Linked DNA regions of Homo sapiens: region 2 is linked to region 1. Evidence: read pairs that join two places in POLR2A ChIA-PET (ENCODE). Cell type or tissue: Panc1. All regions are shown on one strand. Links, peaks and the distances in the headings refer to the core of each region. The heading gives the core; the rest is flanking DNA.

What was found. ChIA-PET counts read pairs that join two places held together with the same protein. Peaks named below come from ENCODE experiments on the same cell type or tissue, not always from the same donor. Only the 100,000 strongest peaks of a DNase experiment are listed, where the experiment ranks them.
Region 2: POLR2A ChIA-PET joins it to region 1 with 7 read pairs; 2 of 35 experiments call an interaction of 5 or more read pairs at or near these places.

Annotation. Positions count from the first base shown.
Region 1 is chr1:9,395,323-9,403,025 of GRCh38, reverse strand. No RefSeq gene overlaps it. Among named protein-coding and RNA genes, the nearest start is that of LINC02606, 30 kb to the left of the region's middle. RefSeq lists enhancers at 1,368-2,210, 2,211-3,053, 3,054-3,897. In Panc1, for the core only: no CTCF peak of the experiment used is centred there; no DNase peak of the experiment used is centred there; H3K4me3 peaks cover 677 bases; H3K27ac peaks cover 4,573 bases.
Region 2 is chr1:9,555,722-9,563,424 of GRCh38, reverse strand. The region is part of intron 2 of SLC25A33 (solute carrier family 25 member 33); the gene reads right to left. Among named protein-coding and RNA genes, the nearest start is that of SLC25A33, 20 kb to the right of the region's middle. In Panc1, for the core only: no CTCF peak of the experiment used is centred there; no DNase peak of the experiment used is centred there.

The sequences.
Region 1 (7,703 bases), core at 1,057-6,056:
GCAAGCTCTTGAGAGCAGAATCAAACCTGTCTTGGGTTTGGTGGCCTCTCCACCGCCCCAGAGTGCTTGATGTATGGAATATTCTTTGAAGTAGAATTGAGGAGATGACACAGATCCTGTGTGCTCATAACCGTTCTTTGCTTTCATGATAAAATCTGTCGTCCAGTAAAGAGGGCTACAGTTGTGGTGTTTTTTTTTTTTTTTTTTTGAGATGGAGTCTTGCTCTGTCGTCCAGGCTGGAGTGCAGCGGCCCCATCTCAGTTCACTGCAACCTCCGCCTCCTAGGTTCAAGCAATCCTCCCACTTCAGCCTCCCAAGTAGCTGGGATTACAAGCATGCATCACCACGCCTGGCTAATTTTTTTATTTTTAGAGACGCGGTTTCACCATGTTGGCCAGGCTGGTCTCAAACTCCTGACCTCAGGTGATCCACTCGTCTCAGCCTCCCAACGTGCTGGGATTGCAGGCGTGAGCCACCATGCCCAGCCGTGCTGTAGTTGGGTTTTAATTCAAACTCTCCCTCAGCCTAAACTGTGGAAAGTGTGAAAGTGTGGAAGGAGGAAAAGCAGCTTATCTTTGCCTGGCATGTTGTGTTGGCGTGAGATGCGATGTCCTTTTCTAGCGTGGAGAAAGGACAAGACACCCAGGCAGAGGTGTAGGGGGAAGGGCAGGGGGGGCCAAGGTGGCAGCTCCTTTCTGGCTCTTTCTGAGCCAGGGCCTCTGATGTTGCCCATCCTTCTGCACTCAGGGTCATTCCCAGGAGGTCTGGGGAGTTATGGTGAAAAGGAGCAGGCGAAGCAAGGAGACAGAAAATGCCTTCTGAGTTATCAGCCTGCGGGGGCCATTCGGTCCCCAAGGCCCTCTCACTGGCACAGAGCGCTATACGCTGGCTAGAAAAACAACAGCCTGGACGGGGTCTTTGGAGGGGCAGGAAGGCCCACATGGCCCTGCGAGACGGAGAGGTCATTAAAAGTCACCAATATTTATTGACACAGCCATGACTGTTCCTGGGACAGCTGTGAATCAGAGGAACTGCCGGGAATAACATTCAAAGGCCAGACTCACACTGTCTGACCAGCCGCCTGCCGGCCTCCCTCCCTCCCCTTCGCCCCCAGCACCAGGACGGGAACCTCGGCTGGGGCGGGTCCTGCCAGGCCCGAGGAGTCCTGGGTCCTGTATCAGGCATTGCAGACACAAGATGAAAGCAACAGGCCACCTGCTTTCTAGAACTCACTGCATGGGGCTGAAGACAAACTTCATTCCTTCTTGTGTTCGGCACATGGATTGTGAGCCTACTGTGTGCCAGCCAGGTTTCCAAGCACTGAGCTTGGTTATTCACTCTGCATTCTTTGAGCATCTACTGTGTGCTAGGCATTGTCTAGACACTAGGCGTCGGTACTTATTCTTGGTTTATCTTACTTTTATTTTGTTTTATTTTTTTTGAAACAGAGTCTCACTCTGTCGCCCAGGCTGGAGTGCAGTGGCACAATTTCGGCTCACTGCAACCTCCACCCCCTTCGTCAACCTCTGCCTCAGCAATTCTTGTTTCTCAGCCTCCTGAGTAGCTGGGATTACAGGCGCGCACCACCACGCCCGGCTAATTTTGTGTATTTTTAGTAGAGATGGGGTTTCACCATGTTGGCCAGGCTGGTCTCAAACTCTTGACCTCAAGTGATCCGCCCACCTTGGCCGCCCTAAGTGCTGGGATTACAGGCATGAGCCGCCGCGCCCGGCCTCCTTTTGTTTTAGAATGCTTACTCAGGGCAACCTGAGGTGGTGAGGGGAAGCAAAGACCCAGCCTCCGTCCCCAGTCCCTTTGGGTTCTGGCAGCACTGACCCAGGCTGGGAGAGGGCAGTTTGCCCCATGCTCTAGCAGGGATCTGTGTCCCCCGAGGTCAGTCTGGTAGGGCGGAAGTACCTGGAGGGGACCGCACGAGTGAGCTCAGGCTGAGTGGCTGGCTGCTGCCCACAAGGGCTCCCAGGGCACCCCGCTCCCCATTGGAGTGGCCCCCGTTGCCAGGAGACACTGTGCAAAACAGTGCTGGCTGTTCTACAAACTGGCAAAGCCCCCAGGCCCCTGGGCTGCTACGAGGAGCCCAGTCCCCTAATTAGAACCGGCCGGCTTGGCCTGCACCCTCCTCAGGCCTGAGCCGGACCTCACTGGCCATAAAACCTGCAAACTCTTTCCTGCACGCTCCCCCAGGAGGCAGCCTGCAGGAGCCTCAGAGGCGAGTCACTTCCCCTGGCTGAGGGACGGGCAGGTGCAGCTGCGGCCACCTACCTCCTGGACCACAGACTTAGCAGCTTTGGGGTGCAGAGCTGGCCCTCCCAGGGCCTGGGACTGTGTGGGTGCTAGGAGGGGACTGCTAAAGAAAGAACCCCCACTGCCAGAGACCTGGCCTCCCGCCTCCCAGGCCTCTGCCGCACTTTCACCCACTTCCTGCAAAGCATATCAGCTCAGCTCAGTCCTAGGCTGCTTCTCTGGGCCTCTGCCACATGGGCACAGACACACTGTGTGGCCGTTATTTTACCTGACTATGAATTCCTCTAGGGTAGGCACTGAGTTTTGTCTATCTCTGTATCTTGGCACCTGCCCTGGGTTTGTCATAGAGCAGGAACCAGGGAGGTTTGCCGGGTAGCTGAATTAAAATCAGCTGGCTCTGGCAGGAGGGCGCCCACCTCCTTTTCTAGGAGCCAGAGATTTCTGAGCTGAACTTCTTTTCCCTGCAGACCCCATGAAGCTGGCGTGGCCTGGGCCATCAAAGACTCCAGCCAGGTGGACTGGGCTGATTCCAGCTCGTAAGCCAGCTCTGGCTAAGCCCAAGCCGAGGTTTCCACTTGGAGAAGGTCCCCATGGTTGGGCTGGCGGAGGACACAGCTCGGCACCTCTGACTAATCCCAGCTGTCCGACCTCTAGTCCCCGGTGCAAAGGGAACAGCTGCCACTGAACTTCCTCTGCAGCCTCCCCTTAGCCCAGCCTGTGTGAGAGGTGGCCGGGACCTGGCTTCTAGGTTGAGGCCACCCTGATGTCTTCTGGCTCTATTGCTGCACCCAAAGGCCACGTTAGTTTGCAGAAAGCCATGGTCTCAGCCCCAAGAACCGTGTGCAGTGGCTTCCAGCAGGGCTGGGCCAGGCTGAATATTTTCAGGAAAGGTGGCTACACTTTTCTGAGCTTTGCGAGTGTTTGTCCATACCAGAGGCAGTGGGATTCCCTGGTGGGAGGCGAGAGGGGAGGGCTGTCAGCTGAGACAGGGACTTCAAAGGGCTCCCTGGGCCCCCTGCTCGGGCCTCCAGCTGCAGGATGGGCTGAGCTGCCAGCCGGCAGCTGGCAAAACACAGCTCTGCTTGCCCAAAGCACCAAATAGCAAACAAGGATGATGCGGAAGCAGTGGCAGCTCTGGATCTCAGTGACAGCGGGGATCCTGCTGGAAGCGGGGGTTTGAGGGCGGCCTCGGACTGCAGCACAGGCAGGGTCTGCAGCAGCACCTCCCTGGGGCAGAGCAGGGCAGGGCCCCCCCGCCCCCCGCCCAGCGTCAAGTGGCCTCAGCTGGTCCTCAGCTGCCTCTTCCAGGGGCAAGCGACTCAGCTTTTGCTGATGATTTAGTTCCTAATTTGGGCCAGGTGTGGTGGCTCACACCCGTAATCCCAGCACTTTGGGAGGCTGAGGCAGGTGGATCACTTGAGGTCAGGAGTTCAAGACCAACCTGACCAATGTGGTGAAACCCATCTCTATTTAAATATACAAAAATTAGCTGGGCATGGTGGTGTGTGCCTGTAATCTCAGCTACTTGGGAGGCTGAGGCAGCAGAATCACTTGACCCCAGGAGGCGGAGGTTGCAGTGAGCTGAGATAGTACCGCTGCACTCCAGCCTGGGTGACAGAGTGGGACGCCATCTAAAAATAAATAAACAAGTAAATAAATAAGTTGGGCGTGGCGGCTCACATCTGTAATCTCAGCACTATGGGAGGCTGAGGTGGGCAGATCACCTGAGCTCAGGAGTTCGAGACCAGCCTGGCCAACATGGCGAAACCCCATCTCTACTAAAAATACAAAAATGAGCCAAGTGTGGTGGCGGGTGCCTGTAATCCCAGCTACTTGTAATCCCTTTAGGCTGTGGCAGGAGAATCGCTTGAACCTGGGAGGTGGAGGTTGCAGTGAGCCAAGATGGCGCCACCGCACTCCAGCCTGGGTGACAGAACAAGACTCTGTCTCAAAAATAAATAAATAGAAAAATAAACAAACAAATAAAATAGTTTCTAATTTGTCCATGTCCTGAGATGAGCCTACCAGGCAAGGTGAGGATCTGAATAATCTCTGTGTGGTGCAGTAGAGGAGGGAAAACTGGCATTTATTAAGCCCTAGCTGTATGCCCAGCTTGTGGGAGGTGTTGAGGATAGGATGGAGGGGGAGGCTATCATCTAGAAGCCACGGGTGAGGGCAGCAGCCCCCACGGGTGGGAGAGCAGAGGGAGGTGAGGCCAGGCCTCATGCTGCCCTGAACTCAGCTGGGGATGGGGAGCCCCAGGCCCCTGCCCTCGTGGGTGGGACCTGGCTGCGTTTCCCGAGGATGAGGTCTTTGGTGGGCCACATGGCTGGAAAGGAGGGAGGGGTGGGAGAGAGGAAGTGGTGTCTGGGCTTGAGGCTGCAGCTGTATCCTCCTCAGCCTCTCTCCAGCTCTCCTCGCCCAGCTCTGGGCCTGTCTCTCCTCCTGCCCCCACTGGGATCCTGGCAGAGGCTGCAAAAAAGCACCCCCCCGTCCAGTCCCCCGACCTGCCTCCTGGTCTCAGACATTCCCGTGTGACTCAGGAGGGTGGAGAAACGCCTGAAAGCTTCTCAGCATCCTCTTTCGTCCCCTGCCCGGCTGCTGGCCAGAATTCCCCACCTTTTCTGTGGGACCCGGATAGCCTGCTGGACTCCTCAGTCCTGCAGGGCACATAGGGCCTGAACCCTGCTTCCACTCAGGAAAAACCTGGCCGGTCCAAGGGTGTGGCTGGCGGGCCCAGTGAGAGGCCCCTGCCAACTGAGCTGCTGCTGCACGGCCCGGATTTGTACGCCACGCACAGGGTTGGCTTCTGAGCTCTCTCACGGACTTAATTGAAAAATATTTAAAAAATCGCTCCCATCGCTGGGTCATCCAGGCCTGGACAGGGGACCCTGGGCTCTAGAATCCATCCCAAGGCACACGCCTGCAGCAGCCCACCTCCTCTTCCAGGAGCCAGAGGGATCAGAGCCGAATTTCTTTTCCCTTCCGGCCCCTCGAGGCTGGCGTGGCCTGGACCATCGAAGTCTCTGGCCAGGTGGACTGGGCTGATTCCAGCTCATAAGCCAGCTCTGACCAAGCCCTGGCTGAGGTTTCCACTTGGAGAAGTGGAAGCCCCCGGTCCCGTAAGGCCCTTGTTCCTCCCGGAGGAAAGAAACAGCAAGGGCCAGGCCAGGTGCGGTGGCTCACGCCTGTAATCCCAGCACGTTGGGAGGCCAAGGTGGGAGGATGGCTTGTGTCCAGGAGTTCGAGACCAGCCTGGGCAACATAGTGAAACCCCATCTCTACAAAAAAATGGAAAATTAGCTGGGTGTGGCGGTGCATGCCTGTGGTCCCAGCTACTCGGGAGGCTGAGGCAGGATGATCGCTTGAGCCTGGGAGGTTGAGGCTGCAGTGAGCCATGATTGCACCACTGCACTCCAGCCTGGGTGACTGAGTGAGATCCCATCAGAAAGAAAGAGGGAAAGAAAGAGAGAGAGAGAGAGAAAGAGAGAGAGAGAGAGAGAAAAGAAGGAAGGAAGGAAAAAAAGAAGGAAAGGACAGGACAGGACAGGAAAGAAAGGAAAGGAAAGGGCAAGAGCCATGCCCAAGCCTGGGGACTCAGCTCGTGCGAGGCCTCAGTCCCCATGGAGTCCGGTTTACCAGGACTCAGGGAGGCCCTAGGCTTTTGTGGGGTAGGCAGCATGGCAGCTGGGCTGGGGGCAACACGCCTGCTGGGCACTGTCTTTGGGCAGCATTTTCCTTCCTCTCCTCTTCCTGGGAGTAGCTGAGAGCATCCCGGGATGTGTTTGGCAGGGCCCAGCCCCTTGTCAACAGTACCTTTGCCAAGGTCCAAACTGTCCAGGGATGGGAAGCCAGAATCCTGCTGACCCCACGATCCCACGTTTCTTGGAATGAGGAGAGGGAGTCGCTCCTGTTGATGTCGGCTCTAGGAAGGGTGACCTGTGTCAGGATTCACCATTCCTTTCGTATCAGAAACATTTACCTTTTTAAAAACAATACATCTTTTTTTTTCTTTTTATTCTTCTTCTTTTTTTTTTTTTGGTAGAGATGGTGTCTCCCTACATTGCCCAGGCTGCTCTTTTTTTTTTTTAATTTGTTTTTTTTTTGAGACGGAGTCTCGTTCTGTCGTCCAGGCTGGAGTACAGTGGCCAGATCTCGGCTCACTGCAAGCTCCGCCTCCCAGGTTTACGCCATTCTCCTGCCTCAGCCTCCTGAGTAGCTGGGACTACAGGTGCCCGCCACCACGCCTGGCTAATTTTTTGTGTTTTTAGTAGAGAAGGGGTTTCACCGTGTTAGCCAGGATGGTCTCGATCTCCTGACCTCGTGATCCGCCCGCCTTGGCCTCCCAAAGTGCTGAGATTACAGGCGCGAGCCACTGCGCCCGGTCCCCAGGCTGCTTTTGAACTCCTTGGCTCAAGTGATCCTTCTGCCTCATCCTTCCAAAGTGTTGGGATTACAGGTGTGAGCCACCACACCCAACCAAAAAACAAATGTGTGTTTGTTTTTTTTCTTGAGTCAGAGTCTTGCTCCGTTGCCCAGGCTAGAGTGCAATGGCACGATCTCAGCTCACTGCAAACTCTGCCTCCCGGGTTCAAGTGATTCTCCTGCCTCAGCCTCCTGAGTAGCTGGTATTACAGGTGCGTGCCACCATGCCTGGCTAATTTTTGTATTTTTAGTAGAGATGGGGTTTCACCACGTTGGTCAGGCTGGTCTTGAACTCCTGACCTCAAATGATCTGCCTGCCTCGGCCTCCCAAAGTGTTGAGATTACCGGTGTGAGCCACCGCGCCCGGCCTAAAAATAAATCTTAAGGCTCTGTATTGGACCTGGAATTCTGGCCCAAGACCCCAATGCAAGTGGAGGTGAGCAGGCCAGTGGAGTTCTCTCCTCTGCCCAGGGATTCTTCTCCATGATTTTACCTTCCTGTGACTTCCTGGAGAGCTAGGACAGTGACCTGAAAGGACACAGTTCCCCCTGGGTCTGGCCACTGGGCCTCTGACCCTGCAACCCCTGGTGCTTTCTGGGGAAGGTTCTCTGTCTGCCACCGGACCAAGTGCTGGACCCTGTGTGCATAGGTCGAAGGTCAGGGGTAGGCTTCTCCACTGCAGGGGTCTGACCTACCAGACAGCCCTCTGAGGCAGGGATGAATAACTTGCCGTGGGTGAGAGTTAGGGCTTCACCATAAGTATATGCAGATGGAGGTGAGGCTAATTCTCACTAGGACATGGTAGATAGAATAATGGCCCTGTGAAGATGTTTACACAGCAAAAGGGATTTTGCAGTCATGATTCAATTAAAGACCTTGAGATGGGATTACCCAAGTGGTCCTAACGTAATGCCAAGGGTCCTTATAAGCTAGAGGCAGGAGGATCAGAAAGAGAGAGGGAGAGAAAGGGAGAGACAGATGAGAGAGACACACACACGCATATAGAAACAGGGTCC
Region 2 (7,703 bases), core at 1,529-6,528, 160 kb before region 1:
GATTCTCTGAATGTATAAAGTAAATAGAATTTTGAATCTTAGCTTCTCTTCTCCTAATTTTTGGATGTTTAAAATAAAGAATATCTGTACCTTCAAGAGCTAGTAGTAGGCTAGCAATTAGATGAAAAAGAGTGGAAAGAAAAAAGTAAAACTATGTCTATTCACAGATGGCATGATCTTTTGTTGAAATACTAAAGAATCGGCCGGGCGCGGTGGCTCATGCCTGTAATCCCAACACTCTGGGAGGCCGAGGCGGGCGGATCACGAGGTCAGGAGATCGAGACCGTCCTGGCTAACACAGTGAAACCCCATCTCTACTAAAAATACAAACAAAAAAAACTAGCCAGGCGTGGTAGTGGGCGCCTGTAGTCCCAGCTACTCGGGAGGCTGAAGCAGGAGAATGGCGTGAACCCAGGAGGTGGAGCTTGCAGTGAGCCGAGATTGCGCCACTGCACTCCAGCCTGGGTGACAGAGCGAGATTCTGCCTCAAAAAAAAAAAAAAAAAGCTATTATTTTAAAAAGTAGTAAGTCAGACCTTAGTTCAATTTATATAATTTTTTTTTTTTTTTTGAAACGGAGTTTTTGCTCTTGTTGCCCAGGCTGGAGTGCAATGGCGCGATCTTGGCTCACCACAACCTCTGCCTCCCAGGTTCAAGTGATTCTCCTGCCTCAGTCTCCAAGTAGCTGGGATTACAGGCACCCGCCACTACGCCCAGCTAATTTTGTATTTTTAGTAGAGACAGGGTTTCTCCATGTTGGTCAGGTTGGTTTCGAACTCCCTACCTCAAGTGATCTGCCCACCTCGGCCTCCCAAAGTGTTGAGATTACAGGCATGAGCCACTGTGCCTGGCCCATTTATATAATTCAATTACATAAAAATATTATGCAGAGACAGTAGTCTTATTTTCTAATCAAATCATTTTCCTTACTGACAGGTGTTAAGCCCAGGCCCTTTTAAGTGATCCCATACAACCTCTGCCTCCTGGGTTCAAGCAATTCTGCTGCCTCAGCCTCCTGAGTAGATGAGATTATAGACAACAGCCACCACGTCCTGCTAATTTTTTTTTTTTTTTTTTTGAGATGGAGTCTTGCTCTGTCAGCCAGGCTGGAGTGCAGTGGCTGCATCTCGGCTCACTGCAGCCTCCGCCTCCCAGGCTCAAGTGATTCTCCTTCCTCAGCCTCCTGGATAGCTGGGATTACAGGTGTACACCACCATACCTGGCTAATTTTTGTATTTTTAGTAGAGATGGGGTTTCACCATGTTGGCCAGGCTGGTCTTGAACTCCTGACTTCAGGTGATCCGCCCACCTCAGCCTCCCAAAGTGCTGGGATTGCAGGCGTGAAACACGAATATTGCCCCTTTTTTTTTTTTTTTGAGACGGAGTCTTGCTCTGTCGCCAGGCGAGTGCAGTGGCATGATCTCGGCTCACTGCAACCTCCACCTCCCGGGTTCAAACAGTATTGCTCTTTTAAGGGTTCAAGCAGTATTGCTCTTTTAAACGATCGAGCTGTCTGAACTAAAACCTCTCTCAAGTAACACCCTGAAGTGGCCTATACTTTATAATATAGCACATAATCAAGATTTTCAAACGCTAAGTGTATCAAGAAATTGTGTAAAGTTTAGATCCTCTCTGTGGTCCCCATTAATGTACCCTGTTCAGCTTCAGGAGTCATTTAAACACAATTAAGGGAATCTCTGGCTCCAGGAAGCTTGAAGCCGCTCATCCATAATGCAGTAGGGAACTCGTGTCCTCAAGTGACTCAGGCCTGTTAAGAACTTAAGAAAGGCGGTCTCCATAGTTACACATAATAACAGTTGGCAAAAAGCCAAATCTGTTACATAATCCAAACTTCTAACCTAGCTTGATGTTTACAAAACTTTTCTGGAACAATTAAGATCCTACTATAAATGGTACATTTCAGCTGCAAAATCAAGCCCAGAAGGATCCAGACTCATTTTCCCACAGTCACAAACTTTCATTTAGGAAAAAAATGGAAAAAAAAAATCAGGGTCTTGTTTGGAGCATTTTATTCTCTTCACTGTTTTATATCATAATATGCATAGCACAGACTAATCCAAGACAAATGTCTCATCTGAACACTGTGGTTCCTAAAAGATAAGATAGGAGATCACTAACACGTTACTTTTCAATGAAAAAGGCACTTGAAAAAACAAAAAGAGGGCTGCGCGCGGTGGCTCACGCCTGTAATCCCAGCACTTTGGGAGGCCGAAGCGGGCGGATCACAAGGCCAGGAGATGGAGTCCATCCTGGCTAATACCGCTGAAACCCCGTCTCTACTAAAAATACAAAAAAAATTAGCCGGGCGTGGTGACGGGTCCCAGCTACTCAGGAGGCTGAGGCAGGAGAATCGCTTGAATCCGGGAGACAGAGGTTGCAGTGAGCAGAGATGGTGCCACTGCACTCCAGCCTGGGCGACAGAGCAAGACTCTGCCTCAAAAAAAAAAAAAAAAAGAATGTGTCTCAGCAGTTTAAATAGTAAGAACTTTGCTGGAAAATATTAAGCCAGAAGATTTTTATTTTTTTTAAAAGCAAATACCTGAAATACATATACTATTTATTACTCTGGCACATTTAATAGCAGATACCTGAATCTGTTAACATATTGCCTTTTTGCTTTTTAAGTAACTATTAAAAAAAAAAAGATAGGTTCGAGATAGGTTCTTCAATAGAGAATTTTTTTCTTTAACAGAATACTTTTCTTTAACAGAATAGAGAATATTTTTTTCTCTGAATTTTGAAAATAAACTTTCTATAAACAAATTCTGTTCTCTGACAAGTCTTTTAAAGTAGTATTCCCCAAATGAGTAAGACTATTAATAAGCAGACAACTTTTTTTTTGAGATGGAGTCTTGCTCTGTTACCCAGACAGGAGTGCAGTGGCACGATCTCGGCTCACTGCAACCTCCGCCTCCGGGGTTCATGCCATTCTCCTGCCTCAACCTCCCGAGTAGCCGGGATTACAGGCGCCCACCGCCACACCTGGCTAATTTTTTGTATTTTTAGTAGAGATAGGGTTTCACCGTGTTAGCCAGGATAGTCTCTATCTCCTGACCTCGTGATCCGCCCGCCTCGGCCACAAGCAGACAACTTTTAAACGAATGACCATGTTATTTGCATGGGTTTTTTTTCTTTTCTCTTTTTTTTTTTTTTGAGATGGAGTCTCGCTCTGCTGCCCAGGCTGGAAGGCAGTGGCGTGATCTCGGCTCACTGCAACCTCCGCCTCCCAGGTTCAAGTGATTCTCTTGCCTCACCCTCCCGAGAAGCTGGGATTACAGGCACGTGCTGCCATGTCCGGCTGGTTTTTGTATTTTTAGTAGAGACGAGGTTTCGCCATGTTGGCCAGGTTGGTCTCTAACTCCTGACCTAAGGTGATCCACCTGCCTTGGCCTCCCAAAGTGCTGGGATTACAAGGGTGAGCCACTGCGCCCAGCCTTGTATGGTTTTTGAATAACAAAGTGTCTTCCAAAAATGTCAACAGGAAACTAACACGGGCTTTGTAGATAAGACAAAAGCCTGTACCCTTGTTCTTGTTTGATCACTTACTAGATAAAGACCCTCTCTGTAAACCATCGTCACCGCCGTTAGCTTAGGGATGGTTAATGAAGAAACAGAAAGCTGTACAATAATCCAGGTGAGAGAGGATGGTGGCTTCAACCCACATGGTAGCAGCCTGAAAAGGAGCCACCCTCTGTTAAGCCCCCCTAAAGCTTCCTAAGTTGGTATATTGTTTTTATGTAAGTCCTGAGTTACAGACTCTGCCTTTAGAACTTATTAACAGGAAAAGATACAAATTTCCCCCGAAGAGTATGCTTTCTTCACATGAGAATTATGTAATAGGATATTCCCCCCCACCTTTTTTTTTTGCCTCTATTAAGAGATAAAAGACTTTAAGGTTAAAAAAAAACAAAACCTTGTGTTTAAAAGCAGAGAGTAGCTATTATAATGACAGCAGCTTTTATTATTTACACGGAGGGAGGGTGTTAAGCCCTTTATATGCAATATCTTCCTGACATGCCAAAACTCATGCATTCAATTTGTATGGAATGCTTGCTATGTGACAGGCAACATTCTCGATGCTTGGGGACGATTTCAGTAATTAAAAGAAACCAAAGTCACTACCTCCAAAGAAGTCCCATTGGAGGGGGTGGTGAAGAGGGAGAAAAGAATAGAAATAAGTAAACTACACTGTATGTTGATGGACGTAAGTGCTACGGATAAAAATATAAAGCAGGAAGGCGGGCTGGAGTGTTGCGGAGAGTTTGCTTTTAAATAGCATGGTCACTATAGGGTCTTCCTGCAAGGTGATGACAGCGGACGTCAGCCGTGCAGACAATGTCTACTGCAAACACCCTGCGGTGGGAAATGTTCCTGGCCTTTTAAAGGAACAAAAAGGAGGCTGGAGAGGCAAAGGGGAAAATAGGAGATGAAAAGTCAGAAGTAATGGGAAGGGTGAGAATCGTGTAGAACCTAGTAGGCCACAGGGATAGCTGTAGCTCTTACCCAGAGGGAGACAGCAACTCTGAGCAGAGGATCTGAGCAGAGGGTTCTCTGGGTGCTCTGCTGAGATCAGACTGAGGGTAGAGGGCAGCAAGCTTTCAAGCCAGAGCAGTCAGGAAGTGAATGCACCAATATAGGTGAGATACGGTGGCTTCCATCAGGACAGTGGTGGAGGAAGTAGTGAGAAGGGGTAAGATTCTGTATTTATTTTGAAGGTAGACTTGATAGGATTTGCTGCAGGGCTGAGAAATAAGATCCAAGGATGACTATGAAGCTTGAGATCTGTGTAGCTGGAAAGATGGAGCTGCCTCTAACAGAGACAGGGAAGACTCTGGGAGCAGTAGGTTTTGTGGAGTTCTGTTTTGCTCATGTTACTCTTGGATGGCTAATAAACATCCAAGCTGTCAAACAGGCAGCCGGATGGAGCGTGTGAGGCTCAGAGCAGAAAGGCTGCCAGCTTACAGATGGTATTTACAGCCATGAAACTAAGTGCGCCCACAGGAGTGGCAGTAGCTAGAGAAGGCCAGGGTCTGGGCCCTGGACCCTCCAACAGCCAGAGGTTGTAAGGCTGCAGCACAGCAAAGGAAACAGAAGCAATAGCCACGGAGGCAGAAGGGTGCAGTCCTAGGAGTCTCTGAGCTGGGAACTGCTGCTGCCTTCGCGGAGAAGCAGCAGAGGCTCAGCCTTGTGTCTGGGGCTTGTTCATTTCTTACTTTACTTTAGCGGCTTCAAGTCTTTCTTAGAAGCAAGGTGGATATACATTGAACATGACTTTGGGCATGTCACTTAGCCCTTAACCTGCATGTCCTCTTCTCTAAAATAGAGGTAACGTCACGCCTGAGTACTCATCTGCTAAGGTTGTGCAAAATCAATGAAATACTACCACGTAAAAGGAGTTTTCTTCGTAAGTGTATACACCTACTATGTACCCACAATTTTTTAAAAGTAGTCCTTTACTTGAAAGTTATTAAATAGTTGTGTGAGAGAATCTTTCTTTTTTTTGACACAGGGTCTTATTCCATTGCCCAGGCTGGAGTACAGTGGCACAATCACAGCTCACTGCAGCCTTGATCTCCTGGGCTCAAGGACATCCTGTCTTACGTAAATTGTGCCTAAAAGTGCTAAATGTGTGGTTTTTGCAATAGAGCACCTGCATTTTATTACGTCTTTTTCTAACATTTCCCAAATACATTTTTACAATGATAAGTAGCTTTCCTGATAAATGTGTCTTGAACACACTCTTGCCCAAGAATCCGTTTGAGAGATCTGAATATCATGCTCAGTTATATTCAACTCCTAAGTTCAGCCTCCTGAGTAGCTGGGATTATAGGTGCACGCCAACATGCCCGGCTAATTTTTTGTATTTTTTGTAGAGATGGGATTTCGCCACATTGCCCAGGCTGGTCTCAAACTCCTGGGCTCAGCTCAAGCAATCCATTTGCATTGGCCCTTCAAAGTGCTAGGAATACAGGCATGAGCCACCGTGCCCAGCCCAGAATTTTAAAAATATATAATAAAGCTGAGGAAATAAAGCTTAAATAAAATAGCTCTTGGGTGAAAAGTGCCACTTTACAAACACCTTTCTGACAAAACATTATAACTAAAATTTTACTTACTAACGCCATTGTTTATATTTTGATGTCAATAAAATAAACTGATTTAAAAGTATTCATGCCGAGCACAGTGGCTCACGCCTGTAATCCCAGCACTTTGGGAGGCCAAGGCGGGCAGATCACCTGAGGTTGGGAGTTTGAGACCCGCCTGACCAACATGGAGAATCCCTGTCTCTAATAAAAATACAAAATTAGCCGGGCGTGGTAGCACATTCCTGTAATCCCAGCTACTTGGGAGGCTGAGGAAGGAGAATCGCTTGAACCTGGGAGGCGGAGGTTGTGCCGAGATCACGCCATTGCACTCCAGCCTGGGCAACAAGAGTGAAACTCTGTCTCAAAAAAACCCAAAATTAATTAATTAATTAAAGTATTCATATATAAGTGATGGCTCATTATTGTGTAGCTGTGGCTGTATTAACCAATGAAGCCGGTGGGACTGTAATGAAAATAGTTTGTCTTTTGTGTGGTGTGGAAGTTGTTCCTGTATTAAAACATGGAGTGGCCTTTTTCCTTTGATTTAAATTTTACTAAACAATTGCCCTAATTGAGGGGAGGGAACAGATACACACAGACACACAGACACACACACAGACACACACACACACACACAGACACAGACACACACACAATCTCTTATGGGGGGGGCTGGATTTACTGGAGATTAGAAAGCCATAAGAATCCAAAATGTTCTAAAATCAGAAACTTTTTGAGTGACAACATGATGCTGAAAGAAATGCCCATTGGAGCATTTTGTATTTCTGGACTGGGGATGCTGAACTGGTATGATGAAGCAAATATTCCAAAATCCGAAATCTGCATTGCTTCTGGTCCCAAGCATTTCAGATAAGGGACACTCAACCCACATATCCTGTAAAACCTAAAATGGAGAAACATTCCCATTTACCTTCCAGGTTGGCCCTATTGACACCCACACTTTTGGGTAACAGTTCCCCAGTTACAGTAAATCCAAATTCACTAGTCATGATTATTTGGCAAGAGGAAATTCATTTTGAATGTTACTGAAGTAACATTACCTGTCTTCAGTTTCCTTATGTCCAAAGCACTGCATGTTCCTTAGAAGAAAGGTGTCACCCGGGACACTGGCACCGCCTAAGCATGTGAAAAGGCAAAGCAGGAGGAGTGTTCTCACAGTCCCATCTTGATGGGGGCCATGGACTCGGATCTGTCCTGAGAGCAAAGTGTCCCTCCACATCTCTGTGCTTCTGTCCCTCCTGTACCCACCCCCAACTTTCCTGCCCAGTGTCTCCACTCCTTTTCTTAGCATTTAATTTAAAAACCTGATTCTCACCCAGACACAGTGGCTCATGCCCATAATCCCAGTACTTCGGGAGGCCAAGGCAGGCAGATCTCCTGAGGTCAGGAGTTCAAGGCCAGCCTGGCCAACATGGTAAAACTCTGTCTCTACCAAAAATACAAAAATTAGCCAGGCATCGTGGTGCATGCCTGTGATCCCAGCTACTCGGGAAGCTGAGGCAGAAGAATCGCTTGAACCGAGGAGGCAGAGGTCTCAGTGAGCAGAGATCGTACCACTGCACTCCAGCTTGGGTGA